Linked DNA regions of Homo sapiens: region 2 is linked to region 1. Evidence: chromatin loops called from intact Hi-C (ENCODE). Cell type or tissue: endothelial cell of umbilical vein. All regions are shown on one strand. Links, peaks and the distances in the headings refer to the core of each region. The heading gives the core; the rest is flanking DNA. Region 1 overlaps ARID1B (AT-rich interaction domain 1B). Region 2 overlaps ARID1B (AT-rich interaction domain 1B).

The links. Hi-C counts contacts between places; a loop is a spot of excess contacts. Peaks named below come from ENCODE experiments on the same cell type or tissue, not always from the same donor. Only the 100,000 strongest peaks of a DNase experiment are listed, where the experiment ranks them.
Region 2: a loop joins it to region 1, with 2.7 times the contacts of the local background. A loop is called at or near these places in 6 of 110 quality-filtered maps.

Annotation. Positions count from the first base shown.
Region 1 is chr6:157,027,268-157,044,298 of GRCh38, forward strand. The region is part of intron 4 of ARID1B (AT-rich interaction domain 1B); the gene reads left to right. Among named protein-coding and RNA genes, the nearest start is that of MIR4466, 260 kb to the left of the region's middle. In endothelial cell of umbilical vein, for the core only: a CTCF peak has its summit at 7,369; DNase peaks (open chromatin) are centred at 6,384 and 7,374; H3K4me3 peaks cover 401 bases; H3K27ac peaks cover 1,002 bases.
Region 2 is chr6:157,080,594-157,097,624 of GRCh38, forward strand. ARID1B (AT-rich interaction domain 1B) reads left to right here. Exons shown (of 20, transcript NM_001374828.1): 5 at 4,069-4,312. Among named protein-coding and RNA genes, the nearest start is that of TMEM242, 230 kb to the right of the region's middle. RefSeq lists an enhancer at 468-969. In endothelial cell of umbilical vein, for the core only: no CTCF peak of the experiment used is centred there; DNase peaks (open chromatin) are centred at 7,568, 8,468 and 12,308; H3K27ac peaks cover 4,351 bases.

The sequences.
Region 1 (17,031 bases), core at 4,336-12,335:
ATTTCAGTATACCTAATCTTACATTCTTTCTTTTATTGAATTGTCTTTCCATTCCAATTTGATAATCAAAATAATACTATACTATTTAATTTGAACTTTGAAAGGTTTTAAATATGCACTGTGATAAATGTCTTTGGTCGTAACCACTATTTCAGTGTTTTGAAACCCCCATCTGTTTTGGTAGAAGTATTTTAGGATAAGAAAGAAGTTTTGTCATCTGTTAGTTTTTTGACATTTGGACCCAAGTGACAGAGTTGGGGGCAGGAACGTTTGGACAGGGAACAGGGCAGCAGAAAGAAAACCAGTGACACACAATCGAGATGTATGAACAGCCATTTGCTGGCTGTAATAGAAGTTTCATTTGCTGATCTAAAAATGTATTTGTTTTTAAAACACCTTTTCATTCTCACCTAATCAATAAAGTCATCTTTATTGCACCTCATTTTCTTTGATACCATAATTAAGTTTTACATGCCTCTATCTTGGGGATGGCCATAGCCTGTGTGTCCACAATATGTCTTCTACATAGTGACTTTGTAACAACTTTCAGCTTCCTTTTCTAACTTCAATGGCAGGGTGGGACTGGGAGAGGGATTTAAGTATGATCAAATAGTACCTTAGCCACAATTTTTATCTTTTAGTACTTCCGTTGATTTATCCAGGTATTTTTTAAATGTAAGATTTTCCTTTTTATGAAATGTCAAAATTAGGAAAAGAGTTTATTTATTACATTTTTGGAGAATCTAAACTTACCAAGCTGTAGCATAAGACATTGGCTTCATAAACTGTGTGTGTATGTGTGTGTGTGTGTAAATGGTTGGGTAAATTGGGAAGTATTGCTTAAATAAAATGGCATTGAATTATGACCAAATTATATCACATAATGCAAGATAAATATTTAGAATATGACTAAACATTATCTCACTTTTTGTAAAGTTTATTAACTACCACTTACTTAGTGCTCATATGTTTTTTAACAGTCCCTCACTGCCTGGACACCCATCATTTTTATTTTCCTTCATCAAACTTTCTAGAATTTAGGAATAAGTATAGAAAGTGTTAAGAAGAAATAGTTATTAATTTGAATTATACAGAAAAATCAATCATGTAGAAATAATAATGTAATGAATAAGTATTAGTGTTTTCTAATTTAATAAGATACAGTTTACATAAAGATCTAAAGGGAAAGCATTGCTTTTATTGAAAGTACTACCTGTTTTCAAAATGTTTGATACATACACATGTGTTGCATTGGAAAGGCCAAATGAAATAATGAATAGATAACTATATTTTGGTCTATATTGTTCATGATCTCATAGCCATGTTTTTTGATAAACGCTGGAAGTATGGAAATGATGAACTTTGATACATGTGATTTCCTTAGGTATAGTGTTCTTAATGCCCCCAAATCTACAAATAATGTCATCATGTAACTGACAGGGTTACACTATTCCACTGTCTCAAGAAAATTATTTATGGAAAAGGTATGGTACTGTGACCACATAAGCCTTCTGAGTGCCGCTATTCTTCTGTAGAATTTGGGCCTGTCAGTCTCCTTTACAATCATGCCCTGTAGCATAGGCAGATATTCTTACCATCCACTGTGTTGTGGTCAGCCAACCTAAATTGGAAAGCTCAAAATTACTTTTTAAAATTGTTTGGAAGGATTGCGAACTGTATGTATTTTTATAAAATATTTACTGTAGTCTAACTGGAGTTATTTATTGGTATGATTCAAGTCTAGAAGTCATTACCTCTTAACTCAGGATGGATAGAAAAGATCTATCTTTGAGCAACATACATACTCATTTTATTGCCATCAGTTTATAAGAACTAATCCTTTTTAAGGAATTTAAGGTCTACTCTTGGCTAGAGAGACAAATGCATCAAATGCATATATATGTATTCAATATAGCAAAATTGGTTTTTGGTTTGATTTTTAGTAACAGTCATGTGTAATGCATGCAAGCATGTATCACCAACCACACATATGACTTCTACTTATATAGTTATATTAGGTAGAGCATATTTTAAACCTTGTTATATCCCCACCTGTGTCATAATGAGCTGTGTCAAATTTGGGTTCATACACATGTATTTATATTTTTATTGTTTTGTTATAGTCTTTAGCGCATTCATTCATATACATTTATTCAACAAATATTTAGTGAGCTCCTACTCTGTGTCTGGCACTCTTCCAGGTAAGAGACATGCAACAGTGAATGAGCTAGCCTGCTCTTGTGAAGTTGACATTTCAGTAAAGGGAGAAAGGTGATACACAAATGAATAAACAAGAAAATCTCAGGTGATTATACAAAAGAAGGAGAGGGATTCTCTTGAGGAGTGATTGGTACGACAGGACTGGCCATGGGATGATCTGGTAGCACAGTAATTCAGGAGGAGGGAGCAGCCAGTGCAAAGGCCCTCAGGTGAACAGTGGCCATTTGGAGGAACAGAAGGCAAGCCAGTGCAGCGGGAACATTGTGAAGAGCAGCGGGTGGCAGGACCGAGGACCTGCAAGGCAGGCGGGAGCCACGTGGTTTAGCTTCTTGTGGACCATGGTAAGCAGCTCGGCTTAATTTTACGGTCTTGGAAGACTTCGAAGGTTTTAAGGAGGGAGTGGAGATGAAAGAAGCAATTGGCTGCGTGGATGCTTTCAGAACTTCCTTTAGTGTCATGGTGTTCTTGCCTGGAACTCTGCCTGTAAATCCATGGCACCTAGAGTTCCTTTATTTAAAGTTGTACAGTGCATCAGTTAGTTTTTGCAGTAGTGCTCAGAACAGCCACCATTTATGTAGCTCATGATTCTACAGTTTGACGATTTGGGCTGGGCTCAGCTGGGTGGTTCTGGTTTGTACTGGGCTTGTTCCTTCTACTTCAGTCAGCTACTGACCTGCTAAGTGGCTCTGCTTCTCGGGCTCTTGGCTTGACTGGCTCTTGGCTAAGGCGATGTGGTAACAGGACCATGTGTTATCATCAAGCTAGTCTGGGCTTGTTCATGTGGTGGTTGGTTGTGTTTCAAGAGAATGATTAGAAGAATTGCCTCTTGAGTCCTAGACTTGGAAGTGGCACAGCATGATTGCTGCTGCAGCAGTCTCTTGACCCAGGTAAATCATAAATCCAGTCCAGATTGAGGGGTAGAGAATTAGACTCCACCTTGGGTGGAAGAGGCTATAACACCACATTGCATAGTAGTGGCTGGTTTCGCACACTTCAAGGTCTCTCTGTCTCTGAGTGATACCAAGAGTTCAAGATTGGTTCATACCAGGTGTCCTCATTGCTTTGTAAATCCTCTGTGGAGGTATCCTCACTGAGTTAGAGAACATAATTGGAAATAAGGGTGTGACCACAGTGCTGACTGACTTTGTTTTAAATTTAACAGCCTTGAATAGAAAGACACACCAGCATCCTAGTGGAGGAGATCATGTGAGCATATCACTTGCGGTGAAAAGTGTAATTATGTTAACATCACACCGCCTTGAAATTGTGTCTTAGAGTACTAAGTTTATCAAATGCTTTTTGATTGCATAGATGTATTTTTCATTGTTACCAATATTTATTGGGTCCCTGTATAGAGACAAGGTTTTAGTTCATTTCCAATACATTCAGAGGACGGCCGCTGTACTCAGCAGCACGAGGCTACCGTGCGTGTTCTTTCCACTGCTGGCTAACGGTGCACTGAGCGATTTCAGCAAGCCATGTCCTTCAGCCGTCATGTGGTCTGTCATGCTAATGAGGAGAACGAGGAGAATTAATAAGTAAAAGAGGAATGCTGGCAGTGGCTTATGGTTGGTTTTTTTTTTTCTTAAGAGTTCTATGTTTTTAATGGATTAAAATCCCAAAAAGTTAATAAAATAATAATAAAGAAAAACACGGAACAACTTCTTTGTTTGATAAAATTAAAACTTTGCAACCCATATGCTTCTCCTGCAGTTTAAATTGTCATAAATCCTGGAACATGGTTTTGGAGAGCAGTTTATTTATTAGTGTCTACTTTTCCTTAATGTAGGTAAAAGTATGATTAATGGAATAGGTTGTAGTTGGTGTATTGGACTTGTTGGCCCAATCAAGGGAGATACAGCAAACATTGTAAGGAGAGTATTTTTATCCCCTGGACACCAATGTAGGCAAAAATTATTCTTTCCAAGAGCATCTAAATTCTTGGTAATACCCTTGCAGATAAATATTATTGTGACTGGAAATTTAATCAATTTCTTGTTGATTGTTACTAGCCTCCTCTCCTCACCTTTATTCCCCTTTGGGCAGAACAGCTCACTTGTGTAATTTTGCCTTTCCCATCCTTGCCTGGAATTGGAGGCAAAATCTATATCATTTTAATGTTTAATTATGGTAAAGGTATGATATCTATAATCACTGGAAAAAATAAAGGAATATTCTTCATCACAGTTATTCAAATGGAAAATTAAAATGGAGTCACCCCCTCCTCTTGTTATTTCACAATAAATTACAGTTTGATCAAATATTTAAATGTAAAAAAGTCAAATATATTAAAAGAAAACAAATGAAATTTTTTTTTTTTTTGAGATGGTGCCTCACTCTGTTGCCCAGGCTGGATGGAGTGCAATGGTGCGATCTCACGGCAACCTCCGCCTCCCTGGTTCTAGCTGTTCTCCTGCCTCAGCCTCAGCCTCCCAAGTAGCTGGGACTACCGGCATGCGCCACCACGCTCAGCTAATTTTTGTGTCTTTAGTAGAGACAGGGTTTCACCATGTTGGCCAGGCTGGTCTCGAACTCCTGACCTCAGGTGATCCTCCTGCCTCGGCCTGCCAAAGTGCCGGGATTACAGGTGTGAGCCACCACGCCCGGCCCAAAATGAATATTTTTTAAAATGCTGCAGTGAGGAAGACATTTTCCAGCATGGCACAAACTCTAGAAGCTTGGGGAAAACAAATGGATACATTCAAATATTTAAAATGTCAAATTTTTTGTTTTTAATTTCTTTACATTAACACAGTTATGAGCATTTTCCCGTGTTACAAACTATCTCTTAAAACCTGAATTTTTCATGATTATTAATGCTCTATCATGTGAATATACCATACTTTAACCATCTCCCATATTTGTACGTTTTTTTCTAATATGTTATTTTAAATAATGTGGTACACATGCTTAATATATAAATGGTAGATCACAAATTATAACTTGAAGATAGCTCTTTCTAGCGGCTTGATTGCTGGATAAATGGGCATGAGTATGTTTGAGGATATTGATATGTAATGGAAGATTGTTTTCTGGGCGGGTCATTCTTAGCTACAGGCCCACCATAGATGTTGAGAAACCTAGGTGTACACATAAACCTGGACCACTATATTTTTAATTTTTGCTACCTTGAAAGATAAGATGTTTATTCACATTTCCATGATTATTAATTGACATGGAACAATGGGTAATGTTATTATTGACTTATTTTGTTAACTAATTACTTTTAATTGAACAAGAAGCACATGTAGTTGGTGGGAAAAGTTCTTAGATTGATGTGTTTCTTCCATTTCTTTCCAAAAATATTCTAAGTACATCAAGTATATGACTCACCCCCACCTTTTTTAAAAAAAACTGATGGTAGCTTACTGTGCACACCCTTTCCATTCTTTTTACTTAATAGAGTATCCTGGAAATCTTTTCTTGTCTGCACACATAGATTTACCTCTGTCTTTGTAACAGAAGCATAGTCTTCTATGTTCGACTATACAGTAATTTACTGTAAACTCCCTTGGCAATGAAAATTTGGTTATATTCACTTTTCACTGTTACAAACAACTCCAGTAAACATCGTTTTAAATATTTATTTTTATACTTTAGGATCAGTGGAATTGTTGGGGTTAATACTTGCGTAATCATATACATGTGCATTTTGATTGATACTGCCAATTGTATTTTATTCCAGTATATATTTTCATCAGCAGTGCAAGGCTGTGATTTGAATAATTACCCAAACCTGTGTATATGTTGTAATTATTACAAGGTTTAATCTTTAGTACAATATGACTTTATTTGTATTCCTTTAATTATGAGTATCGTTCATTATACATTGTTATAAATGAGCATTATTTCTCACTTTAGTTCCTCTTTTTGTGACAGTGTGATACTGATTTTAGAACTATTTAAAAAAATAAATTGCAGCATAGTTTTGGCATTGCTTTATTTTGACGATAATGCTGCTAGAATTAGTATACTCTGTTTTCAATGAGTGCTTTACATTGTGAACATAAAAAGGACGTTGAAAGTGAAAGAGAAAGGAAAGTACGGCCAGTTTTACTTCCAAATTCAGGAATTCTTGTTTTCCCAATTTTCTTACTGGAATGATTGGAAATTAAGGTGATTTGTGTTATTTTTGGTGGAGGTGGGCCGTAGGGTAATTGGGAAAGAGATGTCAATTGAAGGTTTTTGTGCTTTAGGAGAGTGAGGACTGTAAATGGCTTAGCTGCTGCTGAACTTTACAGACTGAACTTTCACAGAGCTCTTAGAGGTTCTCTACAAATGGAATCCTTTTAGGCACTTGTGTTATAAAATGTTGATTGTAACATTTGAAATAAGTGTGAGTTAATGGAAAGGGCCTTGTCTTTGCCTTTAGGAAGTTTCTACTTTGTTATCCTAAACCTGCCCCTTCACACCTCTGTACTTCAGGAACCCTTGAAAAGTTCTCTCTCCCATTGAAGTGAAACATGGGTCTCATCAGAGTATTCAAATTTGTCTCTGTATTTGTTACAGTGTCTGTGTGGAGGAGGAGAACGTTGGCTATTATGTCCTAATTTTACATTTGATTAAACCTGTGACTTTTTTTTTCTTACTGCTAATTTTTAAGTCTCCCCACATCAAAGTTAAAAAGAAAAATAACACAATGAATAATCTTATCTTTTCATTTATGAATTAGAATTTATTTTTGACTGTATAATGGATACTTAAATACATTTCACTTAGATATTTATACCTAAGCTAAACTCATTTTCTTATGACATTAGGCACAAAACATTGCATTTAATAAATATCTGCACAGTATTTATTATGAATGAGTGATGGTCTTTTTGAGATTAGAGCAGATAAATGCAGATTATAGGCAAAGAATTAGTATTTTAGCATCAATGCTGTGTCTTCCCAGTACAGTATCCAGTCTTTCCATTGAGAATTTCCCAAATTTTTCAGTTGTATATTCTTGTTTTAATCGGATTAACACAGATCTACTTCTAATTTATGTATAAGAATGATGGGTGGTTTTGTCTTATGAAATATAGTTATTGACTTTTCTGTTATTGTTGTTCAAATTTATGACAAAAGGAACAAAAAAGCTTAGCTGATTTCGGCCGGTAAGTTTAATGACTACTACCTGGAAATTAAGTGTGAAAGTTGAAATACTCCTTTGCTCCCACTAGAGGGGGATTCCTTCCAACTTAGGTAAAAATGCTCTTAGACTCAGCGTGAAAACCTTGTGTGACATTGATATTCCCTTTGTATTAAATTGAGGATAACCTCATGTTTTTAAAATCAGCTGATTTTCTGTAGTTGCTGATATTAAAATCTTACAGAAATAGAGGATGTAAAGGATACTTGAACTAGGGTACATATATATGTAAACAATAGTGCTTTTGAACAAAACATAAATACTTTTGTAGAGTTGCTGTAATTAAATTCGTTTAAAGGTATATTAAGAGTTTCAAAACAATTCCCCCAGCCCTCCTGGAGATAGAATCTGGGGTGAAGGGTGCCCTGGTGGGATCTGACTCCCTCCTCCCACCCACAAGGTCTGTCACTGTCTCTGTCTGCTGAAATAGCCACAGGGAGAGTTCTAAATTTCACACGAAAGCTTTGATTTGCTCTCACCTCAAGTTGTCAAATATATTAAAGCCTTATCTTTAAATAGAGCTCTATTTGCTATTGAATTTTCTTGTTACATTGACTTTTTATAATATGATAAAATATGCAGAACTCACTGAAGATTTTTTCTTGCAAAGTTAAACTGTAATATATTTTAAAAATAATTCTATTTGTGTTAAAAATAGCACATCAAGGGTGAGGTATGCAGATATGATCTATATGTGTAATTCACAAGCAAATGTCATACGATGTTCACAGTATTTAAGATTCAGCATATTTCCTGTTCGCGTTTTTCCTTTAAAGTCTCCAATGTTGATTAGAGGTTTTAATTTAAAAAATAGTTGAGGTTAGTAACCTAGCATTGTGAAAGTCAGGGCTTGGGAAATTCAAACATGTAATCTTTTTTCCTTTTCTTAAATGAAAAGTCTATAATAAGGCCTTGTTTCTAAATCTAACAGCCTTGGAAATTAAAATGTAAACAGAAATGCTGTCAGTGAAACTTACAATGATTTTTTCTACTATAATTGATCCAACATTTCAGTCTTTAGCCTAAAATCATATTTGGTATCAGCAACATATGGTTTTCTATGAAAACGAGGCTGCTCATCTCCATCCCTAATGGTAGTATCTTTCTTTTGCTTTCCGCACCAGGCTCTGCCAGTGCCAGGGGGTGGTCAGTGAGCCTGGCTTTCAGTGAAGCAGTTGGAGAAGACAATTTGCTTCCTTGTTTCTTCTTTTGACCCTTTTAACTTTCATACTGGATGAAAGTCTTATTGTCATGGCCTTCCTTTCTATATTTTCTGTCCACAAGGGAAGAATACAATTTTGTTTTATAGCAGGATACATTAGATAGGCCTATGTGCCTTCTACTTAAACACCTGCCACACATGCCTAGTTTTAAAAGGTTTAAAACTGACAGTGAAGCCTGTTACAGTCTGATATTGCCCACCCACCCCGTCTTCCTCTTTAAAAATACTCAGATGTGTTCTGTTGCCTTCTTTCCTTGTTCTTTTCCATCGTGTATTGGTACTTTGCAATAGTCAAAGTTAAAAGCTTTACACACGACACTGAATAATTATGTTTAAAAAACAGTAATTATCAATACACGTTTTGTTCCTCGCAGCTTTTTAAAATTCATGTTAATGAGCTCTGTCTTCTATGCATGAGACTGACAGGCAGTCTTGAAGTTTTGCCATCATTTCACAACTTGTTGCTTAGACACTGCCTGCCTTTTCCAGAGTATTGCTTTCAGGAACTCTTGCTCTGCAACATTCCAGAGATCCAGCGCTGCCCACTCTGATCTGAGCAGGACAAGAATCTACTGGTAGCACACATGCATAGTGAGATTGCTCTACAAAGGGCAGCTTCCCCTCACTGTCTGTCAGTAAAAGACCAAAAGGCATATGCAACATGTTGTGATTTAGGTGAGAAGGATGATTCTACTCACTCCCTGGATTGTTTTTGAGGAACTTCAACCACTACGTCCACATGATGGCAGATGGATTCATTTGATAGGAGCTCCCGCCGTCTTATAGAACTGAAACCCAGACGGTGACTGGGATTTCAGCCCAGCTCTTGAAGATACTCACAGATCTCTCTTTCTTGACAACTGACATAAATGGAATGCCAGTTTTCTCAGAACTCTCAATTCTAGGCCATGCCTGTGTCTGGTTTCTGTGGCTAGACTCAAAGAGGTTTTTGATAGTGCCTAAATTATGTTTTTCCTTATGATTTCAGGTTGAAGTCTTGGCCTCGGAGGATGCAGCCTTTGGACTCAAGGTGTGTAGTCTGGTGTAGTTCATTGTGGAGGTTTTTGTCAGTTCCTCCTAGGTGGATTTGAAGGTTCAACAGAGGGGACTTATTTTTTTTTTAATCATAATCAAAACACTGAGGTTTAAAAATCTTCACAAGTTTAAGATTTCTCTTATTGTGATTAAGATTAGACTGTGGTAGTATTTTCATTACCTTCTTTGTTGTGTAGAAAGAAACAATACAGGAAAACAAGAGTTTCGTTTAGCAGTAATTGACTTTTAAATTTCAATTCGGCATAGCACAAGATTTGCTTAAATTTTGCCCCAGTTTGGGGCTACTGAAATGTAAGATGTTATCAGAGTGCTGTATTTAGTTCATAGCTCCAGTGTTATTCATTGATTTATTAAACGTCCCCGCTTCAGACAGAACCCCTACCGTCCAGTTACAACCGGATTGAAAACCCAGCTCCTTCCCGTGAGGACCTCATGACCAGCTGACAGATCTAAGCCTATAAGCAGATAAATCATCCCACAGGGTAGCTGTATCCATGCAAGAAACATGCCAGAGGCTGCGAGTCGGGTGGAGTGGAGAATGGGAAGGCTTTCTAGGAGGTGGATCCCTGGGCTGAGTTTTGAGGGCTTAGGTTATACTGAGGCAAGAAAGGAGGGCAGGAGAAATGAGAGCTATTTTCGGGTAGAACAGCCACCATGAAAAATATCTGAGGAAGCTAAAAGTAGTTAAGTTTCTGTCTGTGTGGCAAGATCTGAGACTGGAGAGGTTAAAGATAACTTTCTCCTATAAAAAATGGTAAGCTATTAAAAGATTTTAAGCCAGGTAGTGGTCAGATTTGCAATTTAGACAGATGACTTTGGCCACTTTTTGGAGGACGGATTAACCAGAGACCAGTCAAAAGCAGTTGAATAGACCCAGTAAAAGTGAACACAGGCCTGAGCTGGCATAGTAGAAGCAGTGTCAGAGGGCAGAGGACTGGCAACCGCAGTGTGCAGGGTCTGGTGCCTGCTGGGGTATGCAGAGTAGGAAAAGAGGAGCTCAAGATGAGTCCAGGGACAATATGGTGTCACCCTGAGATAGAGAACACAAGAGGAAGAATTACAGATTTTTAAAAATTATAATCTTCCAGACCTGAATTGTCGATCAAATTACTTGCCTTTTGTACATATTTCCTGATAATTTTTAAATTTGTTAAATTTTGAGTAAATTGGGAGGCATTTGCCTTTTGTACATATTTGGTGATAATTTTTAAATTTGTTAAATTTTGAGTAAATTAGGAGACACTTATTAGAGAACTCTGATTTCATTTTCATATAGAGGTGTAGAAGTATAGGGTAGGTGCCATCAGTTACTTCGGAAGTCAGTTTGGGAGGATAGGAAGGTTGGTAGAAACTATTACAGAACACCAGGTATTGGTGATGACCCTCACGTGACTCCTCCATGTGCTACATCTTTGGCTTGAAACCAAGTTGGATTATTTATATATACATATATATATTTTACCATTTTTTTATCCTATATGCTTGACATTTCAAAAGCACAGTCTACCAGTTGTACAGTAATGACAGGTAAGATGACACTGTAATGCTACCAAAAGCAAAGTTTCTGAGGTTACAAATGTAGCACAATTTTACATTCATAAATATATGAAGAAAATTAAATTAATACTTTATAAATACTTGATACAACTCAAGTTTATAACCCTAATAAATTTTTTATGTTTCTGTATCTGCCAAAAATTACTAAAAGAAATTATTCTAAATAGAACCTAATTCAGTATTATTTACAGTATTTAACATATGGTTGTCTTGTGAATTTTTCATTTTTTATTTAATGCCCAGCATACATGTGGAATATTCATTGCATTTTTAATAGACCTGTAGGGTCAGTTCTTAGGAGCTCATTTTCATAATCCTTCATACTTACTGAGTATGCAGCAACGTTATAGAAGATTAGTGTAGCCAGCAGCTCTCATAGTCTGCCCTGCTGTGTGAAGCTTCCGTGTTTGTTCTGTGGCCAACCTAACAGGTTCCTTTTGTAGCCTTAACTTTTTTTTTTTTGAGACTGGGTCTCACTCTGTTGCCCAGGCTGGAGTGCAGCGGCGCGATCATGGCTCATTGCAGCCTCAACGTCCCAGGCTCAAGCGATGCTCCCGCCAGCCATGTGCCACCATGCCTGGCTAATTTTTTATAAAAATGCAGGTCTAACTATGTTGCCCAGGCTGGTCTTGAACTCCTCGCCTCAAGTGATCCCTGGTCTTGGCCTCCCAAAGAGTAGTGTTGGCATTACAGGCGTTAGCCACTGCTCCTGACCTCATAGCCTTAAATTTAATAAGTTGAAACAACAGTGAAAATTTTTTTCAACAATCCAGTGACTTTCACAGTAATAGATGCTTTTAGCTTTTGCTGATCTATACTGAAGTGTTTATACATATAATTAAAAATGGGAAATTTGACATTTCTTTTTTTTTTTTTTTTTTTGAGACGGAGTCTCGCTCTGTCGCCCAGGCCGGACTGCGGACTGCAGTGGCGCAATCTCGGCTCACTGCAAGCTCCGCTTCCCGGGTTCACGCCATTCTCCTGCCTCAGCCTCCCGAGTAGCTGGGACTACAGGCGCCCGCCACCGCGCCCGGCTAATTTTTTGTATTTTTAGTAGAGACGGGGTTTCACCTTGTTACCCAGGATGGGACATTTCTTTTTACTGCTTCATTATCTGGAAGTCGGCAAGTATATTTTTGAATTCCAAAAGCTACCTACCTTCCTTCCTTCCTTCCTTCCTTCCTTCTTTCCTTCCTTCCTTCCTTCCTTCCTTCCTTCCTTCCTTCCTTCCTTCCTTCTTTCTTTCCTTTCTTTCCTTCCTTTCTTTCTTTCCCTCCCTCCCTCCCTTCCTTCCTTCCTACCTTCCTACCTACCTACCTTCCTTCCTTCCTTCCTTCTTTCTTTCTCTTTCTTTCTTTTTCTCTCTTTCTCTCTTTCTTTCTCTCTCTTTCTCTCTCTTTCTCTCTCTTTCTCTTTCTTTTCTCTTCCTTCCTTCCTTCCTTCCTTCCTTCCTTCCTTCTTTCTTTTCTTTCTTTCTTTCTTTTTTCTGTCTTCTTTTTTTTTCTTTCCAAGACGGAGTCTCGCTTTGTCGCCAGGCTAGAGTTCAGTGGTGCGATTTCAGCTCACTGCAACCTCTGCCTTCCAGGTTCAAGCAATTCTCCTGCCTCAGCCTCCTGAGTAGCTGGGACTACAGGCGCGTGCCACTAATTTTTGAATTCTTAGTAGAGACGGGGTTTCACCATGTTGGCCAGGATGGTCTCGATCTCTTGACCTTGTGATCTGCCCGCCTCGGCCTCCCAAAGTGCTGGGATTACAGGCGCAAGCCACTGTGCTCGGCCAGAATTACCTTATTTCATAAAGGTCTAGGTATTCAGCGTTAGGTTTTTAAACGCATTCACAATTGGTGTTTCTTCCTGTTTTTGTAAGCACTGGGAAAGGTAACTCAAGTGTCTAAGTCACTGTGGTAACACATGGCACCCTCTTGGCAAATGCACAGAACATTTCTGAGCCTGCTGGAGTGTGTGTCCTGTGTATGTCGCCGCTCCTTTTAGTGATGATCTTTAATGATCCTTTATCTTTCTGTACTTTTTTTCCTACTAATTCTTTATACTTGTATGCTTTGCCTTCTCTTAAGCGAAATTAAATTTACAAGCTTAATATTGACTTAGCACAAATTTGTCAGTCTTACTGGAAAATGAGTTAAATACACTGGGACCCAGAAATGAAAACAACTTATTTTTGTATGTACATGTGGCGAAACTACAACCCAGGGAAACAAGTGTGCAGTCTCGCAAAACTATCATGACTAGCAAGGTTGATCTGAGAGTAACTTTTTACTCTAGTCAAATGGCAAATATCTATGTTCTACTTCTTACATCTTAATTTTGCACAAATAGAGATTCATTGTTTTGTTAGGCTTATCTCATTTAAAGGTAACTTAGAATTTGAAATGCTGAAGCTGTTTCACAGTATAGTAGACAATAAGCACTTCCGCTGTTTTCCCGTGGTTTTAGTTTTTTCCTCTGAATTTAAGTAACTTTTATTTTCTTGAGTTTGTTTCTATACAGGTCTAATTAAGATAATTATTTTTAAATTATATCTACTTATAAACAAGAATTTGAGGTGAATAGAAGAGGTGCTTCAAAATAAAAAATGGGTGAATATATGCCTTTGTTAGTAAAGTTCTGAAACTGTAGACCACTATTCTTATTTTCAGCTTTGATCATGATTTGAATATATTATAAAGTTTATAATTCTATAGAAAAATAAATCAGAAGTCCCAGCAGCCACCAACATGGGTTGGTTCTTTTTATAGGATAACCGTGCCTTGTATATCATTAATGAACTAACTAAAGCTGCTGTTGATAATGGGATGATAAATCAGCTAAACATTTATATGTGTACATATGTGATTACATTACTAAACATAGGGAAAAGACTGAAACATTGACTTGTTGTTTATGGATTCTACATATAGTAGTATAGAAAATTATAGTAAGGGGTGTAAACAAGAAAGGGGTATGTAATTAGCCCTGGGTCATTAAAAAACATGTAAACATAACTTAATAAACTTCTTAATAAATTTCTTAAGAAATCTTACTAATCTAATAAGTTACTTCAAAATTTCATGACTGTGAATGTTCTTCATCTTCTGATTAGGTGGCTAAGTCCAGAATTAGAAAAAAGCACGTTTTTATTTAATCCACTCTCATATGAGACGTGGACACTGTTGTTATCCCCAGTGTTAGGTAAGGAAACAGGAACTCAGAGTCTAGAACTTGCTCAAGTTCACGCAACCAATCAGTAACAGAACTGGGATTTGCACCAGCAGTGTCAGCCCCAGCACCTTCTCTGTTTTCTGAATGTCCTGATCACTGATGGAACTGATAGGGTGTACCCTGTACCCGCCTCTCAGTCTTTACTCCCCATCTTCTTAGCCACCATCACCACTGCCCCACTCAACTCCTCTTACTAAGGTCCCCAACGACACACCCAGATCTAGCAGAGCAGTTCACTACTTGCCCTGTGCCTGCCTCCTTGCGCATTTGACCTAATGGACTTCTTCCTTGGCACACTCTCTTCCTGTGGCTTCCTCAGCAGCGTTTTGTTGATTCACCTCCTACAGGTCTGGCCTCGATTTCTCAGACTCGTCTTCCTCTTCACAGACAGGCAGTAATGTGTTCGATTCTCCTCTCTGCTACATAAGCCGCTAATACCCCACGTTACACCTTCCCCTCCTCCTCCAGGGTGTATTCTTAAATATCCTGCCGAATGAATGAATATGCATAAAGCCATGACAAAGATGAAAACATGTATCTCTTGTTCAATACAGTGTATTTCCTGGGGTAAATTCTTAGGGCTTGCCTATTTGACAATAACGTAATTTGATTCTCAAAATAATTTTTAAAGACTTTTCCCTTTGAAAGATGGAGGGACAGAAATATGTATTACCAGTGTATTCATTTGCTATACCTGTCTTCCGGGCTAAATGGACATCAGAATTCCACAAAATCAAAAATATTTTGATAGGGTGTTTTGGCTGACATGTTCTTTGGGAAGAAAACTCTGAATTTTATGACTCTTTTTATAATATTTGATATAAACTATTAAAAATACATGTGGAGAGGTCAGTTTAAAATGAATTACAAGGATAATCAAGGGGAAGCATATTGTATTACTCTAAAAAAGAATGAGAAAAAGAAAAATGATGCAATTTATGCTATCATTGGGTCCCACAAGATCACAGGAGCCCTCCACTCCTTTTTTTTTTTTTTTTTGAGACAGAGTCTCACTGTGTCACCCAGGCTGGAGTACAGTGGCGTGATCTCCACTCACTGCAGCCTCCACTTCCCAGGTTCAAGTGATTCTCCTGCCTCAGCCTCCCAAGTAGCTGGGAATACAGACCTGTGCCACAACGCCCAGCTAAGTTTTTTGTATTTTTAGTAGAGATGGGTTTTTACCATGTTGGCCAGGCTGGTCTCAAACTCCTGACCTCAAGTGATCTGCCCGCCTCAGCCTCCCAAAGTGCTGGGATTACAGGCATGAGCCACCGCACAAAGGCTACACTTAACTTTAATCCTCTTTGGTGATAATTTTTAATATTTGTTTTAGGCACCTAAAATTTATTACTATAAAAGAGAAAGGTCTAAGCTAAAGTATCTGAACATAAGATGTTAAAGTAAATCCTACACTTGTATTACTTTTTACCTGTATTTTGGTTGATTAGATATCTTAGAGAAAAATAACATCAGCGTTCAAACTGGTCTTCCAACCCCCAACTAACAGAGTCCCTTAAATATCCCATGCCCTTTGCTGCCCTTAGCTTCCCTCCAGCCTAGTCTCCACCTTGCCTTTCCCCTGAAATGCTTACCCTTCCTCTTGCTGCATTTCAAAATCCTGCTTTCCCTCCAGGCTCCATTCTAACCTCTCTCTTCTATGATTTGTCTCGGCATGGGCGCCTTCTGAGCACCATCCTCAGAGCTCAACAGTTCTCACTGCCTTTAGGACTCATTTGGAATTTCTCATCTGCCAACTTGTTTTGGTGTTCTTTTGTATTTGGGAGACAGCGTGATATGGCCTAGCCCAATTCTATTACGTGGCATTTTCCCCCATAATATGGTAAGCTTAGAGAATCCATTTTTTTCATCTTTTTATATCCATATTGACTTTCACATGGTAAACAGTGCATAAGTACTGATGATTAAGAGTTTTACTGATAGTGTTAACAATTGTCACTGCTAAGAGCATAAAATGTGTGATATTAACATATCACTACTGTGTTCTTCTGTATTCTGGGATTTCCTTGCCGATTCTCCTGTTATCTGGGCTAATATGTGAGCTTGGCATTTCCTATTTAAGCTCTGTAATGCCCACCTTAAGGAAGATATATTCATTGTTAATGTTTGTTGAAGCTATTGAGTGGGTATGGCTGGCATCAAAAACTAGTTGGTTCCTTTTAACCTGGCTTATCTTAAATATGTTCATTAATCAGGTTCTGCAGTTGTATTCATTCATATCACTCTACTTCTTTCCACTGCTTTCCATTCAAACAAATATCTATGGGATATACGTGTTATTTGTCAAGTACCAGGGATGCAGTGGTAAGAATAATAAGTCCTTGCTTCCACGGATCTTACATTCTGGACACAACATTTGGAATGATCTTATGTCAGAGAAAAATCCAAGAAGAGATGCAAAGTTTGGATATAATTGTATGCTTTTCTGTTGTTTAATTGTCTTAATTGAATCTATTTATTGTATTCTACAAAATGGAATGGATTCCAGTTTGACCTAAGGAAATTATAAATAACAAAAGGATTAGTCACCCGTAAATATAATTTCAAATAGAATAAAAGTGGAAAATTTTATTTTATCTTTTTAAAATAAGGTATTTTCAACT
Region 2 (17,031 bases), core at 5,193-13,192, 54 kb after region 1:
GCCTGCCCCAACATAGAGAATCTGAACATATTCATGCTGCATGTTAATTTGTGAATGTTTCTCTTGTCAAAGTCTGATAAGATTGTTATTGCTTTGGGTGGCATTTCATTCTAAGCACAGTGAAATCTCTTGTACTTGTCACTAGGGTTAGAATGAAAATTTTACATGGGCAGAGAGACAGTGGAAGGATGATGGTTACAGAGGGAGAGTCATTGCAGGGAACTGTCATTTAAATTAAGTTTTAAAGCTAAACAGCTTCATGATTTTGGTTTTTGAAGGCAGGGATTTTAAAAAATTAATCATCGATAGTAGAAGTTAAGTTATTTTTGGTGTGCCAGAAAGTAATCAGTATTCCGAGTGATGTCAGTTACTGAAAACCCAACTTAATAGCAAGATTTCACCAAATCACATGATGATAGCAAAATAGTGATTTTACTATGCTTGAGAGCCCATGAAGTCATTGCCTTGCCAATCACCCCATCACAAAAAGAGGACTGATTTATGGAATGCCATGGGGCAGGAGGACTCTCCTAGCCCCTTAAAAGAGACTGCCTGCAATTACCTCACCTGCCAGCTTTCCAGCAAGATAAATGGAAGCACTGTAGCTTGAAGGTGCCTTGGGTAGAATGAGATGCAGTAAGGTCTCTCTGTTCTTTACAGGCATCATAGATCTGATAGTACTTATAAAAGAAGAATAGAGTTGGTGCCCTGCTGACTAAATTGTCCTCTAGAGGAGTATTAGTTACAGAGCTTCTTTGTTAACTAGGCTGAATACTTAAACCACTGTTGAACTTCTTTTATTAGCATGTTTTAAGATAGCTCTACATACAGATACCCTAACAATCTGCAGGGCGGGAATATTTCTGTATAATTTACATATAAAAGTCGCGTGAGTGTGTAACAGTAATATAATAATTATATCTTTTTATTACTCTTCTGTTACACTGAGGTCTAGTCAGCACTGAAATTCTGATGACACATGAACACGAAGAAAGCCACTGTTTTTATATTTTTCTCTTGATACTTCCTTGATCAGCTTGTTGAATAACAGAAATGTTTTTGATGCCTTTGCAACCTGAGTAAAGCCCTCTTAATGCCCATCCGTGTCACTTTTTAAACCATAATATGGAATTTTAAGGGAGAATGGGGATGAAACTTGTAGGCTGTGCAGAGAATTACAAGAACTTCAAAGTAAAATTTCAGATTTTATGATGAGAGATTTGCATAAAATTATTTAACTACAATAGATGATTTTTCAAAAATTAAATCTGATTTGTCCTTTCTACGTTTAACTTCATATATAGTATGGGATTTTATATCTTGTTATCTACCAGGTTTTTTTTTCTTTAGAGAAACATGAAAAGCCTATTTCCTGCCTGATGGCTGTTCTCTGACTGCCGCTTGTTTATTGGTCATTGCCGTGTGGTGGGTACTGTCAGGGCCTGGATATGGAGGCTATCACCCATCCTGGGTTTTTATGATCCCTTCAAAAAGAGTAAGATTATATGGAGTTGTCACTCAGTATTTTTCAGGGGGATGTAGTAACGGAGTAAGTTCCTGTTCCTGTTAAAGCTTGTACCAGTCATGATGTATGGTAAAGTTATGGTGCATTTCAGCTGAGGCCTGTCCTAATTCCTGTTTTTCCCCCAAGGAATAGGCAAAGGCAGTAGGGATGGTGTGAGTACACGTGGTTCTTTAAATCAGGGGTCAGCAAGCTTTTTCCGTTAAGGGCCAGAGAGTAAATATTTTCAACTTTGCAGCCCCTGTGGTCTCTGTCAAGACTTCTGTTGTTGAGTCCAGTAATCAAGTTAAATATAAAGTTTCACCAGCTGAATATGTACAAAACCATGCATCTCACGTGCCCTTACATTTCTGCTAATCATAAGGATTAGCATAAATGTTTATATACCTTTGAATTCTAACAATCGGATTGAATTTACTTAATTTTATTTTGGATTTTTTCTGGAACTGCATCTCACCGTGTCACCTAGGCTGGAGTGCAGTGGCTGCTCACAGGTACACTTGTAGCTCACTGTAGCCTTGAACTCCTGGGCTCAAGCACTCCTCCTGCCTCAGCTTCCCGAGTAGCTGGGACCACAGGCTGTGCCATCACTCCAGGCTTCTGTTTTGGAGATTTGATGAACTTTTTCTAGGGGTGCTGTTTGCAGTCTGCTCTGTTGCTGTTCTGTTGTTTCCCATAAGCACAGTCATTGGACATTGAAGATTTTGTGGAATGAAGACGTTTTCTGTTTTACTTAGAAAGATATTCTTCTTAGCAGAAGACATTTTGTTTTTCTATAGCATTTCTCTTTTTGATTAGGTTCTGTCAGGTATACTTTAGAATATGATTTTTAAAGAGAAGTTAATTATATGCTATAACAGATGCTTACCAGATAAACTAAACTATCCAGGGTACTAGGATCCTAATCCTGAGTTTGCTTTGTGACGTTTCAGGAAACCCTGAAGAGCTATAACCAGCTCTGATTTCCCTTGCTTTTTTTTGTACTTTCTGGTCTAGGTTTACTCTTAGAATCTTAGCATTTTCCTCTGCCAGATTCTAAAGCCCTATTCTCAGAAGTCCCAGTTGCAAGCAGTGAGGTAAAATTTAACATTGATAAAATTTAGAGGGTGGAGATCTATTAGGATTGAATATGCTTTGTAAACAGTAGCATAACCAGATATTTCTGACTCCATTCTATAGTATGTAGTCTTCAGTTATCAGGACAAGTATCTTTTATGCTGTAACTCAGCCTTGAGAACTCGTTGGCACATTGCTCGGTCAGTGATCTGGGAGTCCAGTCATTGCAACGGGGATGCACTGAGCACCTGCTGATGGGGGCCTCCATGGGAGCCATGGGGGGCACACCAGTGATGCAGGCTGAAGTAAAGGCTTTGTCTGCGTCCTCTTCTGCTGAGGGAGCAGAAGACAGTTTCTTCTTCCTCCTCTCTCATCTTCCCCTTTTCGTCTTTAGCACCTACAGTCTGTCCTCAGTAACGTAACCTTCAACAGTAACTTGGACTCTCTGAGCTTCCATTGTTTTGTATCTGTATCAATGGGGTTTTTAATCACTGCCTCAGAGAGTATGGTGATAAAATATAGATGGCATTGACGGTGAAAAACTGGTATTAAAAAGTAAGATATAACATTAGGACCCATTTCTGCCAACATAACTTCAAAGACATTTATTTTCACAATATCATATATAAATACACACATTATTATTTTCTTTTAATGGCACTTTATTGTAAGAATTTCTCGGCCAGGCACAGTGGCTCATGCCAGTAATCCCAGCACTTTGGGAGGCTGCGGCAGGCAGATTGCCTGAGGTCAGGAGTTCGAGACCAGCCTGGCCAACATGGTGAAACCCCGTCTCTATTAAAAATACAAAAATTAGCCAGGTGTGGTGGCAGGTGCCTGTAATCCCAGCTACTAGGGAGGCTGAGGCAGGAGAATCGCTTGAACCCAGGATGCAGAGCTTGCAGTGAGCCAAGATCGCGCCATTACACTCCAGCCTGGGCGACAAGAGTGAGACTTCATCACCTCCCCCCCAAAAAAAAAAAAACTTTCTCATCACAAAGTTTGGTCAAAATTGTGACTGCTATTACATTACAATATCCTAGTTTGAAATTCACGTAGTCCACCAGTGTCAAATTCTGAAAAAAAGGACTCAAAGCCTGTAGTTTTTTACTTTATGAAGTAATCATTTAAGAACCAGCATTCCATTCCTATGGTAAGTCACCAGGCAGAGTGCTGTCTGTGTTGTGTGGCATTTTGAACAGGTCTAATGGACTCGGTGCTGACAGCTGAAGGGCAAACTGTATGGGGATGGTTTTATCAAAGAGAAGTACAACTTTACTCATTTTTTAGGAGAGAGGCAAGATCTTATTGGTTCAACTTACAAATGACCTCATTAAAATCTAATAAAAAGTGGCCATGCTTTTTTATTTTGGGTGTTACCCAGAAAACCTTCATCTCTGAAGGGGACGTCATTATGATTTTCAAGTCGTCTTTTGATGAGATATTCATCCAAACGTGTCACTCTATAAATACATCTTTTCCTTTCTTAGGATCTGTCTGGCTCCATTGATGACCTCCCCACGGGAACGGAAGCAACTTTGAGCTCAGCAGTCAGTGCATCCGGGTCCACGAGCAGCCAAGGGGATCAGAGCAACCCGGCGCAGTCGCCTTTCTCCCCACATGCGTCCCCTCATCTCTCCAGCATCCCGGGGGGCCCATCTCCCTCTCCTGTTGGCTCTCCTGTAGGAAGCAACCAGTCTCGATCTGGCCCAATCTCTCCTGCAAGTATCCCAGGTATTTACTTTCCTGACAATTATTATTTTACTTTGTGATAAAGAGAGATTTCATGTTCATCAACAGTAACTCACATTACTTTACTATTTAAAACCTAGTGGCCACATATTAAGAGTATAACTGAATTCTCACCAAGGCATACGAGAGTCCCAGTTCCTAAAGATATTCAACAGGTGATTATAACTACCCCTTTAATAAAATGACCAATTACTTTGATAATTTCAATTTGCATATTTACCTTAACTTATGCCAGAAACAGGGTATTATTTATCCTCTTAGCATATGTTTTGTAATGATTCTGTTACATCAGAGCTTCTGTTGATGAGTGCCACTAAAGTGAGATTGTTGATGAGGATTGGCCTTATTTTTTTGTGGTTCTATTCAATACTTGCCACAGCATTTATTTTCTAAAACATTTCTACAGTCTATACTTATCAGTGTCTGATCACATGCAGGCACTGGTCAAGGTGGAGCATGGTCGAGGCGTTCTTACTGATACAAACTCGTGCCTTCTCTTGGACACAAGGAGCCCATGTTCTGGTTAACTCTGTGTTCATTTATTTCACTTGTCATGCATCGCCTCTATCTTCTCCCTTTATTATGTTCTCGAGGTTATTTATTTGGTTATTTATTTGTCAGTTACTTCATCCTCATCCAGCTTTCTTATATCAGACTTCATCCATTCAAGTCTACCGTACAACTAGCTTTCCTTTATCACCAAACCAGATAATTCATTCTATCCTTCCAAAATCATGGGCGTTAGTTTTGGTGCTTTTTAACGTTTCACCTCTTTTATATTAAAAAAAAAAAGTGTATTGTGGAATGTTTAGAATATTACACATATATATCTCTAAATAAAAGAACATACATAGCACACTAATTATGAAACATCAACTATCAAATAAACATTCATGAATTCACCATCCGGTTTAAGAATTAGAGTATCATAATGCCATTGTATCTACCTGTATATTTCTTCCTTATCCCAAGCTCTATACCTCTTCCTCACTTCAAATATCCTTTTAATCTTTTTTAAAATATTGTTCTTTTGGTTTTTGGGTTTTTTTCTAAGAATTTTATTACAAACATTCATAGAGTATATATTGTTTTATTAAGTTCTTAGCTTTATGGAAATGTATTATATTTGGAATGACTATAATTTATCATCCAATATGAGACACTTTTGTGCATGCAAAGGGCTACTATTAACAATTACAGTAGGATAGCGGCATAAGCCAGAAGGTCTTGGGCAGGTCAGATAATATGGTCAACCCACTTGTAGTGTAGGCTAAAATTTGCTTTTTTTAACTAAACGTTACATTTCTAAGATTCATCTGTAATTTGATATAGGTATACGCTCAGTGCATTTTGATTAAAGCATTTCGATGTTATCTTTCTTTCAAAGATATATGTTTGTCCTCATAGTGTTTGTAATAACCTGGACTTATCTGCTGCTTTTAACTTTTTAATGCTATGAATACTCTGTAGTCTAGAGTTTTTAAGACAGTTTTTGGTGTTGAGATGGTTTGTGAGATGTCACCTACCTAAATGTTGGAAAGTTATATGTAAAATATTGCGTTACTCAAAGAGCTTACTCTTTCATTCTAAATTGAGTCAAAAGGACTTTTTCTAAAAACCTAAATGAAAACTTTCTTGAGGTATAAAGATATAATGCTTTTAAATTTTAAATTCCTGACATGAGTAGTTAACCATCTGAAGACTTTCCACATGTCTGTCCTTCCAAATGGGGATTTCTAAACTTGTATATTCATTGTTTGGATTTGATGCAATACAGAAGATAAAACCCAACAGAAAAGCTCACTTCGGGCATGTGATCCTGGGTATCAGGTGTTACATTATATAGTATTTTACAGAGGAAGTAGCTCAGCAAATTTAACTGGCCTCAGAGTCTGTGGTTCAGTTGGTTTGCACAGGGTAAAAGCTGGTGAGTGGGTTATACACCATCACAAAGGATGCCCATTCTTCGCAGTGACTGCAGATGCGTGCGGACGGAGAGCACAAGGATCTCACTATCATTTCTCCCTGCTAACTCCTAGAAAGCTTTCCACTTTCTTGGACACGTTATTTAAAGTGTATAGTTTGTTTTTTAAACTTGTGTCAGAAACACTTACCACCATATTGCTTCACTGTACTATTCCAAGTCAGCTCCTCTGTAGCCGACCTCTATATGGTGCTTGGTAAAGCTATTCAATGAAATTTAGTACCGGGAGGAAATTAGGCAGCAAAAGCTCCACCTTTTTTTTGGTGGCATATTCTTCAAGTAAATTCTTAACTGTCTTTGCTAAATGCAAAGCTACATGGGGTTAGATTATATAAATATGACAAATAGAACATTTCTTAGTATATTCGCCATGGAGTAACCTCTTAAAAAATCTGATAAACAATTTTGGCATTTATTCACCTTTCTCCCAAGTGGAATTACAAACATTTGAACTTGATGGACTTTCATAATTATCTGATACTAGCCATATAACCTTGAAGAAGCTTCTAAGCCTCTCTGTGCCTCAGTTTCTGCATCTGTAAAGATGATAACCCCACCTTATAGGGGAAATGCAAAGATTAAATGTGTCACTGCACGTGAGACAGGTACATGCGGAGCACTCAGTGCTTGTTGATTCTTACGATGTTACGTTCACCATTATGGATATTATTCAAACTGAGACTGTCTGTGACAATTACTGTTCAGAGTTGTACAGTTGATTTAGGCAGCAAGTCTTCTGGTTCTTAATCCAGTGGTGTTTTTGTGCAATTCAGAAGACATGTATGTTGTTCCCAGTAATGACTTGGTGTGTTTGCTGAGGTAGTTCGGTAGGACTGCTAGAGCTAGCCATGAAAGCATAATATATTTTCACAGAGTTGAGCTCAGTTTTCTTCTAGAAAAAAAAAAAAAGTCCACGTTCCTCTTGGAGTTTGAGCCTGAGAAGGTTAAGAGGAAGACCGGAAAACGAGAGAGAATGACTGTACCCCAGAGATTAACAGAATTTCTACTGTTGTCTCTACACATGAAAATTTTAGCTGAACACTTAGCCCCTGCTTCTCTCAGATCATAGGCAAACATTTATGCTAGACCGCCTGCCTGCCACACAGAAAAGTTAACAATAGATGCAGTATAAAATCCTGGATTATTTTCCCTCTTTTTGCCTGTGTGGAGGCCACATCAGCTAACTGTGAGCAGCACTTCCTGCCCAGTGGTCACTGCCAGGGCTGCTGTAAACACTTCAACAGGTGCTCATTGCACAGGGTCTGAGTGGTGAATGGGAGTTGACATCTACCTGCCCTCTTGTGGGAAGGGGCACCATTTTCTCATTCATACAGAGGAGCCAGGTTACCCTCAGTAACCTTGTCCTAGACCTTGGGGGAGTAGTCCATGGCTTGAGTCCAGGTATTACCCATTTCTCTTTGTTCCCACAGCTAAGCCGAGGGCCACTCAAATGTCAGTTTTTGATAACAGTTCATCCAACATTTTATATGCAGCTATTTTAATGGAATTTACTCAAAGCTCATGACAGGTTTTTGTTGGGGAAAAAAAATGATTGTCTTCTATTTCCATTTCCCTCCACCTAGGCACCCTGTCCTTTCGAAGTTTTTAAATCATTTCCCTAAGATTCATATCCTTATTCTCTGAGAAGTATTAAATATATTAAGTTATCCAGCGTGCATTATGTTATATATTTGTGTGATCTTGGTCATAGGTAATAAAACCACATTTTGGAGATGATCATAAAGTTGGTCTTTGCTTTTTGTTTTATATTTACTTTCACCTAAATGCAAATACACCTTCCTTTAGAGAATAATGAGGCCCATCTCCCTCCTCCTTTTCCCATCTCTAATCCTTATATTTAAATGGTGTGTATCTATACATCAGATCCCAAGTTCATATGCAGTCCACCTTCATTTGGTTCTGAGTCTGCCAGTGAACCATACATGCCATGTAGAGACGACATGCTCTCCCAGGCGTGATACTCAAACTGTCGAGCTATCTGTTAGGAATTTCCCTTTATTTTTCTATATGTAGTCTTTTGTTTTCTTTCTGTCCCCTTCCTTCCTCTTACTCCCAGCACCAACTTGTGTTTGGCCTCTCTTCTCTCCTGTTGCTTCCTGCCATATCTCATCACCTCCTCTCCATGTCTCACAGACTGGCTCTTTCAATCATTGTCTCTCCAACAAGTCATTGTAAAATGTGCAGCTGTTATGTAGCTGATAGCTGGGATGAAGTAAAGCCAAATGTTGCAGGGGATTCTTCCTGATGTTGCTTTCCTAGGATTTGTTGAAAAAAAACAATCATTTTTCTCCATCTCTACCCTGGTAAATGTAATTGACAGCTAATGAGAAGTATCACAGAGGTAGATAAACGAAGCCCAGTAAAGCATCCCAAATGGCTGATTCTGTTTCTTGCCTGTTAAACTGTTCCTCCACCCACTGCAGATTTGCCCTCCTATCTTGCTGCATCACAAACATTGTGAGTGTCATGGGAACCACTACTGTGATACACTGGTACAACACTGCCCCGCCACATCCCTAACTCAGCTGGGCTTTTCCTCCTGCATTCTTTGGAGAAGCAGAATGGAGATTTTTTATGTTAGGTAGCCACATGGATTCTCTCCCTTTGTTTGCACATTCCTGGGCTCCAGCTTTGCAGCTCTCTATAGTTAGAAGGTAAAGAATTCAGGCCTGCTTGTTGACTCTAAACAAGCATTTGAGAACAGAAACACAAACGCTGTACTCTCCCTCCAGTGCCATCACAAATTTTCTTGTTTTTTACCTATTCTCTCTCCTCTTCATACTGATGTATTTATATTTAGAGACAGAAATGAAATAGCTCCATCTTTGTAATTGGCAGTGTGTATTCATATACTATACATTTAAATTAAGTAGATGTAATGTCAGGTACAGTTAATTCTGAAATGTGTGATATTAGACATGATGCTGATATTCTAGTAAATGATCCCATCACGTTGCACTTACACTGCTTCTTGGGTTATATCCTAGCGTTTTTCACTTTGGCGTTAGGAGGGCTGCTGGGTTTTGGATGTGTATTGAACAGGTCTTGGGTCTTACGCTGGGCCTGATTGCCCCTAATGCATGGTGGAAGCTGACTCAGCACGGCATCTGAATGCACCGCTGTTGCCAGAAGATTCTGCGGATGTTAATTTCACTTGTCTTGCCTCCAGAGCCAGCCATTCCAGTTTACTAACAAAGCAAAAATGTAAATAAGCCAAACTTAAAAATTTTTTATTTTATTGGCCAGAGGCTTTTGTCAGCTTTTCCTCCATGTGCTGTAAGCAGCGGCAGTGTTTAAATATTGAGAGGAGGGAGCTCACCGTGGGGGTGAGGAATGGACAGGCAGGTGTTAACTGTTCATAGCCTGGCTACTTTTGTTTATAAAACTAAGCTCATCTGTTTTATTAATGAAGATCTAAGGATAGTAACTGAAAATTCCTGAATAGATTTTTCCGCATTCTTTTTTAGGCATTAGGCATTTGGTATTTGTACTAAGTCCAGTGTAAGTAGAGTTAACTCACTTTGATCTGGCAGCAGAAGGCCACTGATTATAATAGATTAGGGTCAAAAACACAAAATTAGGTCTTCACGCTAGCACATAATGAGTAGCTGTTTGTTTCATGGCTATTGTTCTTCTTGCTTGGTATTAGGTAAGACTAATCAAAGGCAACATCATCTTAGCTATCATAGACAGAAACAAAATAGAGTTGCATCAAATATGAAAGTAGAACCCTTTTTCTTTTCACATTTCGTGCTTCGCTGTTTGAGGCGCTCACCTGCCACCTGGCCTCTCGGCAGACTACCTGCTGGCTGGCTGGGCATGAGGGATGGGTCAGGGTGCCTTCAGAGCTGAGACTGTGAAGCCGGGAGGCACAGGTCAGGAGGAATCTCACTCACATTCCAGGAGCCACCTTCACTGCTCCCATCTTTTTCTACTGATACCTCCCCTCCCCTTCTCCCTCTCCAGCCAGCTGCGCTTCACCCTACTCCAGTGATCACCTCTGCACGTGTGCCTCCTGCCTGGGGTAGCCGCCTCCCGCCTGGGGTAGCCTCTTCCAGGAGCCCCTCCACAGTGCACAGCATGTGGCACCTGCTAATGTGAACTCATACCCAGTGAATAACTTCAGTCTCTGTCCTTTGAAAAGGATCACAGGTGTGACGAGCCTGAAGAAATCGCTTGGTCAGAGCTCGTCCTCCTACGCCACAAAGCACCAATTCCTTTATAGTGGAGCCTAATTCTCTGCAGCTTTATCATGGCCATTCCTAGAGGGCGAGAGATGCATCCAGCATACCAACCAGCCATAATGAATCTGTGCCCCTCAGGAAAATCTCAGACAAAAAGCATGAGTTCTAGAAAGGGTGGCACGTATTGGATTAAATATGGAAAAGAACTGTTTGGCAGCACTGGGGTGTATTTAGAGCTCTTCTGTGTGAGTGCTCACCCAGTCCCACCCTTCAGCAAGTGAGAGCTAAGTAGATTTCTCTACCAGCCGATATAGCTGCAGATACAAACAAGAAGATATTCTGGTCAAAAAACTAATTTTCTTGCTTAATTTGACATTCAAACAAGCAGAATCTGGAAGGATGCTATAATGGGAAAGAGAAAGATGAATCTCAGTTAGGAGTTAGTCATAGTCCAGAGTGAACAGGAAGGATTCCAGTGAGAGGAAATGATAGCTCCTGGTCTAATTTGTCAAGATTAGTACCTATCAGATGAACAATGGAGGATGCAAACCAATGTCTCTCTTTCATTTAACCCATTTCTCCTGGAGTTTTAGGTCTCTTAGGGCTCAAGCCCATCCTAAGTAAATAAACTTTCTACTTTTTAATTTGGCCTTAATAAAACTCAGGGTAAAAAGCATGAGTTTATTTCTATATGTAAATGGTTCTTAGCCAGTGTCGTTTCGTGATGACATTAGCAGTAGACCCTCTAAAATGGCATTTCTTGTACTGACAGAAATTTTTTATTTGAAAGTCTGCATAATCATCTTACCTAATAATCTTATTTTTAAATATCTATCGAATGTTCCTTTTTGGCTTCACTGGAGGTGGAAATCCTGCAACAGCTTGTTGCAAGGAAGATGCATGCTGCTTATTGGCAAGCCGAGGAGGAAAAAAAAAATTAACACAAAATGCCATTGATATATCCATGTTTTTAATCTGTGGCAGCACAGAAAACCAATTCAGCAGTTCTACAAACCAAAGAGAACTTAAGCCAGTATTTTTTTCCCTGACAAAGTAAAATATTTGGATGTTATACAAAACTATTTCCATTCCCTTCCAAATGCTGCTTAGCAATAGTTAAGAAAGCAAATTGTATATTTTGTCTTTTTGAGAGACGGGGTTGCATCTCTGTATGGCTTAGTTATTGGTAGCGTGATGTAGAACCTCCCACTTTAAGATAACAGCTTTAAAATTCAGGCCAAGATCCTGGTTATGGAAACTCAGCAAGTCCATGGGTCATGAATATTCTCAGCGCTGTTTCTAGAGGACAGATTCCCCATTGCTGTCTGGTGGCCAAGGCCTTTGCGTTTGAAGAACTGCCTCAGTGTTCTGAGCTACTCTTCTCCTTCAGAGGTCACTCCACACCCCAAGTCAGGTATTCTGATGGGTGGGGAATGAGTATTCTTTTCTTCAAAAGCACAAATCTTTTCAATCTTTCATTCCAGCAAACTTCAAATTAAGCCTTTTCTCCTCTTCTTTCTCCCACATTTAGAAATAAGAAAACAATAGAAATTTATCAAAATACAAATTCCCACTTGGTTTTGCTCCTCTCTTAATTAAAAAAAGTTGGGCAACTCAGTTTAAATTATCCTGTCAATTTCCGTTCCCTTTCTCTATTCTTCTGTGTATGAAAATACAAGAAAGCCTGTGTCACCAAGGCAATATTATGTGCCTTTTTCTTGCTCTGCAATCTCAGCAGTGACTCATGTGTTTTCATGGTGGGTCTAATGGTCCACTCCCACTTCTCCATTATTTTTTTGCATTGTTCTCTGGAGAAGCACTTCAGACACCTCGTTCTGTTTGTTTTCACTCTTGAGCTGAGTAGGCTGTCCCTGCTCTGAACCTCTGCTCAGCTGAGTGTCACTGCGTCTGGATTCTGCGTGTGCTGCCTCTGTGGAAATGCTGTTGGCATTGACCCGCTGCCTTCTCCCTTCGCTGAGAATGAAGATTCAGAATGGAGGGGTACAAAAGCTTTTATGAACTAATTTTAGCCTAGAAGTAAAAAGTTTCAAAAATCACTTGAGTACATTTTGGAAAATGGTGGGTAAATGAATAGTACTTAGAGTCAAGATGCTCCTAAAGTTGATTTCACAAACTTCTGGTATATCACCATGTTTCCTAAAAGAGAATAAGTAACAATTGTGGAAGGAACAAAACCATTTTATAGAGAGTGTTAGGTTTATTTCCCAGTCTTCTGATAACCCTGGAGCCAGGATTATTATGATGTGTTGATTGATTATAGCCGTTAAGACTCTTACTAATCAGTTTCATCACTTATTCTCAATTCACACACTTGCATCTTTGATTTCTCTTCCATAACAGGGTGATATGGGTTGTCATTGACTAATGAAGAACAGAATTGGTTTCGGCATGAGACAAACGGAATGCCTTCACTAATCCTAAAATGCATTAATCTTTCATAATCCACATCTGCATGTTTATAAATGATATAACTAGGAATTGTTAATGTTGATATTCTCCCTTCCAAACAGAAAGTGACATGGGAGTTTGTACTTGCAAACTGCATTAAATACATAAAGCTGAATGCCAAGAGTGTGACCTTGCTGAGGATGCCAAATATATTACTTCATTTGATGGTTTTAGAAAAGTAGCATGTTGCACTTTGAGTGTTGGATATACCAGGAGATATCCTGTGGAAAGCCAACTATCCTAATTGTTCCGTTTCCTTCCTGCCTTATTTTATCATTCTATTCTGTCATTAATTCAGCAAAGCACTGAGTGTGTATTATGCTGCAGGCGTAGTAAGTGGGGTAAAGGCGCTGAACATAAACTGCAAAGGGTCCTGTCCTCGTGAAACTTAAAGTCTAGTGGGAAAGACAGGAAATACATAAATAACTACATACTTTATTGTCAGGTAGTCAAGGAAAAAAATCAGGTTACTTCTTTAGATAGCAGTGGCTAGTTAGGGCAGGTGTCTCTCTTAGAAGCTGATATTTGAACAAGAGAAGTGAAAGAAGGGCAGGGGCAAGCCATGTGAGCATCTGGGAAAGGAGATCCAGGCAGAGAACGGAGCAAACTCAAAGGCCCTGAGTTAGTATTGTGCTTAGTGTGTTGGGCGGCGAACACCAGGAAATCAGTGTAGCCACAGCATAGTGGTCACGGGCAATGGAGCAGAATGTGTGGGCAGTTAGGTGAGAGAGGAGCTAACGACTTTGTAGGTTATGATTATGATTTAGGAGGTTTTTTTATTACTTCTTTTTGAGAAGGAGTCTCACTCTGTCTTCCAGGCTAGAGTACAGTGGCACGATCTCCACTCACTACAACCTCTACCTCCCAGGTTCAAGCAATTCTCCTACCTCAGCCTCCCGAGTAGCTGGGACTATAGGCACATGTCACCACGCTTGGCTAATTTTTATATTTTTAGTAGAGATGGGGTTTCGCCATGTTGGCCAGGCTGGTCTCGAACTCCTGACCTCTCGAAATCTGCCCATGTTGGCCTCCCAAAGTGCTAGGATTACAGGCGTGAGCCACCGCGCCTGGCCGATTTAGGAGTTTAAGTGTGATGTGATCCCTCTGGAAGGTTGGGAAGGCAGGAAATAGCATAATCCTGTTTAGGTTTTAGGAGGCTCACTGTGGCTGCTAAGTGGACAGTATACTGTAGGGGAAGGTGGGAGCAGAGACATCGGAGGCTCCTGCAGTAACCACGCGGAGTGTTGATGGCCGCTTGGATGTGCACATAGCGGGAGTAGTGGCAGAAGGAGTTTGGCCGAAGGAATTGGTAAATGATGGTTCTGTACAGAAGACAGAGGAACACGTTTTTGAAGGGGAATCGAGAGTTTGGTTTTAAACATACTGTATTTGAGGTTCCTACTGGGCATCCTAAGGGAGGTTTTGAATAGGAGGTTGGATAAGATCTGGACTCAGGCAGTATTTTGGTGGGAAAAATGAGTGTGTGAGGCTTTAGGGTTCAGGATGAGGTCCCCTGGGCACCCAGCCTGCCTCAGCATCACTTGGAGGGCTTGTGATTCAGTAGTTGTGGGGTGGAGCCCGAGAGTTTGCATTTCCAATAATTTCTAGTTCTGCTGAAGCTGCTGGTCTGGGAAGTACTGGCCTAGGGAGTGAGTGAAGGTCAGTGCTCCTCAGCACTCGCCACACAACATGCCTGGGAAAGGACCGGTGCTGGCCCAGCCCTGGAGATGCTGAGCTAATCGGTCTGACACGGGGTATTCCGTCAGTACTTTCTTAAAGCTCTCCAGGTGGTTATTATGCACAGCCAAGGCTGAGAATCACTGAGAGAAGAATTCTGAGGAAACCCTGGGGTACCCAAAAAGGTAGAGACTGTGAAAAAGAAATGCAAGAAGAAATGTTTCTAGAATATGGAAGAGAGCACCCGTGTCCAAGACAACTTAGCACTTCCCCAGTGCTCCATGGGCGTGCCTGAGAAGGAGGCCTGTCTTCCCAGTTAGGAGCACATACATTTCTCACAGGAAAGTTGAGGGATGATTAGCTCATGTGTTAAGGGCGGCATAGTGCTGAGGTTTTTTCCCCTGATCTTTCTAGAACTAGATTTGGTTCAGTTGAAAGTAATGTCACAGAAAAAATTCTTGTGCAAAAATACTGTTGTATTCTCAAGTCCAGTTCAGTTAGCAGCAGACTTCCTCATTTCCACAATTGTTACCTGAAGTTCATTTCACATGAAATCCAAGAATCATGTTATTTTAATTCTACTTGAAAAAAGGCAAAAAAAAGTATCACATTTTAAGAGAAGCGAGCCTCAGTGGATATATTTTTGCTGCTTGTTCGTTTTTCATGTGGCCTCAGTGCCTTTTCTTAGAAGCCGACGGAGGAACTAGTTGAGAATTCCCTGTCTCTATACCACTGACCATGACTTTGCGTCAGATCTTTGTCCCTAGAGCTGCATTAAAGAATAATGTGATTTATCCTTTCTGCCTGGAACATCCATCCCACTCTTCATGCAGCCCAGCAAACTCCTCCTTACCCTTCAAGACCCCGCTAAAGGATCTTTCCCTTCACGAAGTCCTTGCTGACCCCTGCAGCCCCGGAGTTCAGCTCTCCCTCAGGGCTGCCCCAGCTGCCTGAGCCCCTGGCGGGCTGAGAGCCTCTTTCTTCTTTTTGTCCCCAGTGCCAAGAACAGTGCCTGGCAAGTAGCGCTATTCAGTAAACATGGGCCAAATTAAAGAACTCACAGTTCTCTTAGAAAAATGGGAATTCAAAAGGAGAGAGTTCTGAAATTGGTGACTTATAACCTTTCTCCTGTGGGCTTGGAGCCATCTTTCTGCCTTTGCATTTCACCCTCCATGGGATCATTCTTTTCCCCTCCCTCCTGAAAGCGACTCCACTGTGACAGATACCTTTCACAAGTGTGCTTGCCGAATATTTAGTCCAATCTGAAAGAAGTAATGGAGAGTACTTGAGGTCGTGCTCGAGAACCTTCCTCTCCACATTGCCACAGTCAGAGGCTCTGTGGCCTGCACAGCCCTCCTTGTCCCCTGGCACTCAGCATGGAGAGCTTAGCCGTGCCCAGGCTGGCACTGCCTCTGGCAGAGTTTACTCCTGAGCTGCGGGGTCCCTGAGGGTGCCCACTGCCACCCGCCTGGACCTCCCAGTTCTAGCCTCGTGCTGGAGAGGTCTGCTCTCCCCCCAGCAACCTCACAAGCCCAGCACTGTTAAAAAGGAGTCTGGTTATTGATTAATCCGGGTTTCATTGTGCAACTCTATATCTCTTGAAAAAGCACTTATTTAAACACCCAAATGTATTAATATGTCATGGTGTGAATTGTGATAGTGAAGCAAGGTAAGCAGGTGCTGGTTTCCTTCAAATATACATTGTGAAGTGTTGATTTATCCCCCTTAGATCCTGGAGATTTCACTCAGGAGCCTGGGGTTTTTTGTTTGTTTGTTTTTTAAGTTTTTCAGAATAGTAAGTGGTTTTAGCTGTCTCGTTCTTTACTTTTAAAAGTATGAGTTTTATGCCAAGGGTTTAAAAATCTTAAGTTTTATCATGAAAACAAGCTGTCATTAGTTAGTATAATCACAAATGCAATGAAATTTTAAACTCTGTAAGAAAAAGCATATTATTTTAGTACATAAATTGACACTTAATTCTATATCTAAATGGAGAATTTATAGAAACCATGCCACCTATAGTACCAGTGTTTTATCTGTTGGTCTCAACTTTATACATTCTGTGTTATTTCCCTCAAATTCCAATATTTAATTCCCAAACCCTGTATTTTTCCCTCCCTCTTCTGACATCCAGACGCAGCATAAAGATGCCCATTGATTGACCACGTGTGCCACCTTTTGGTCTGGAAAACACGGTCCCTCGTACCTACAGGGCACAGCAAGCGCTCACGTGCTATATTCTCTTTTAGGTGCAAAATGACTCCAAGGGAGTGAGCATCCGCATGTGGCACTTCTCATAGCCAACCACCCATGTTTACAGGCAGAGTTGTCACGAAGCGTTGGAACCCAGAATGAGAAATTTGTGA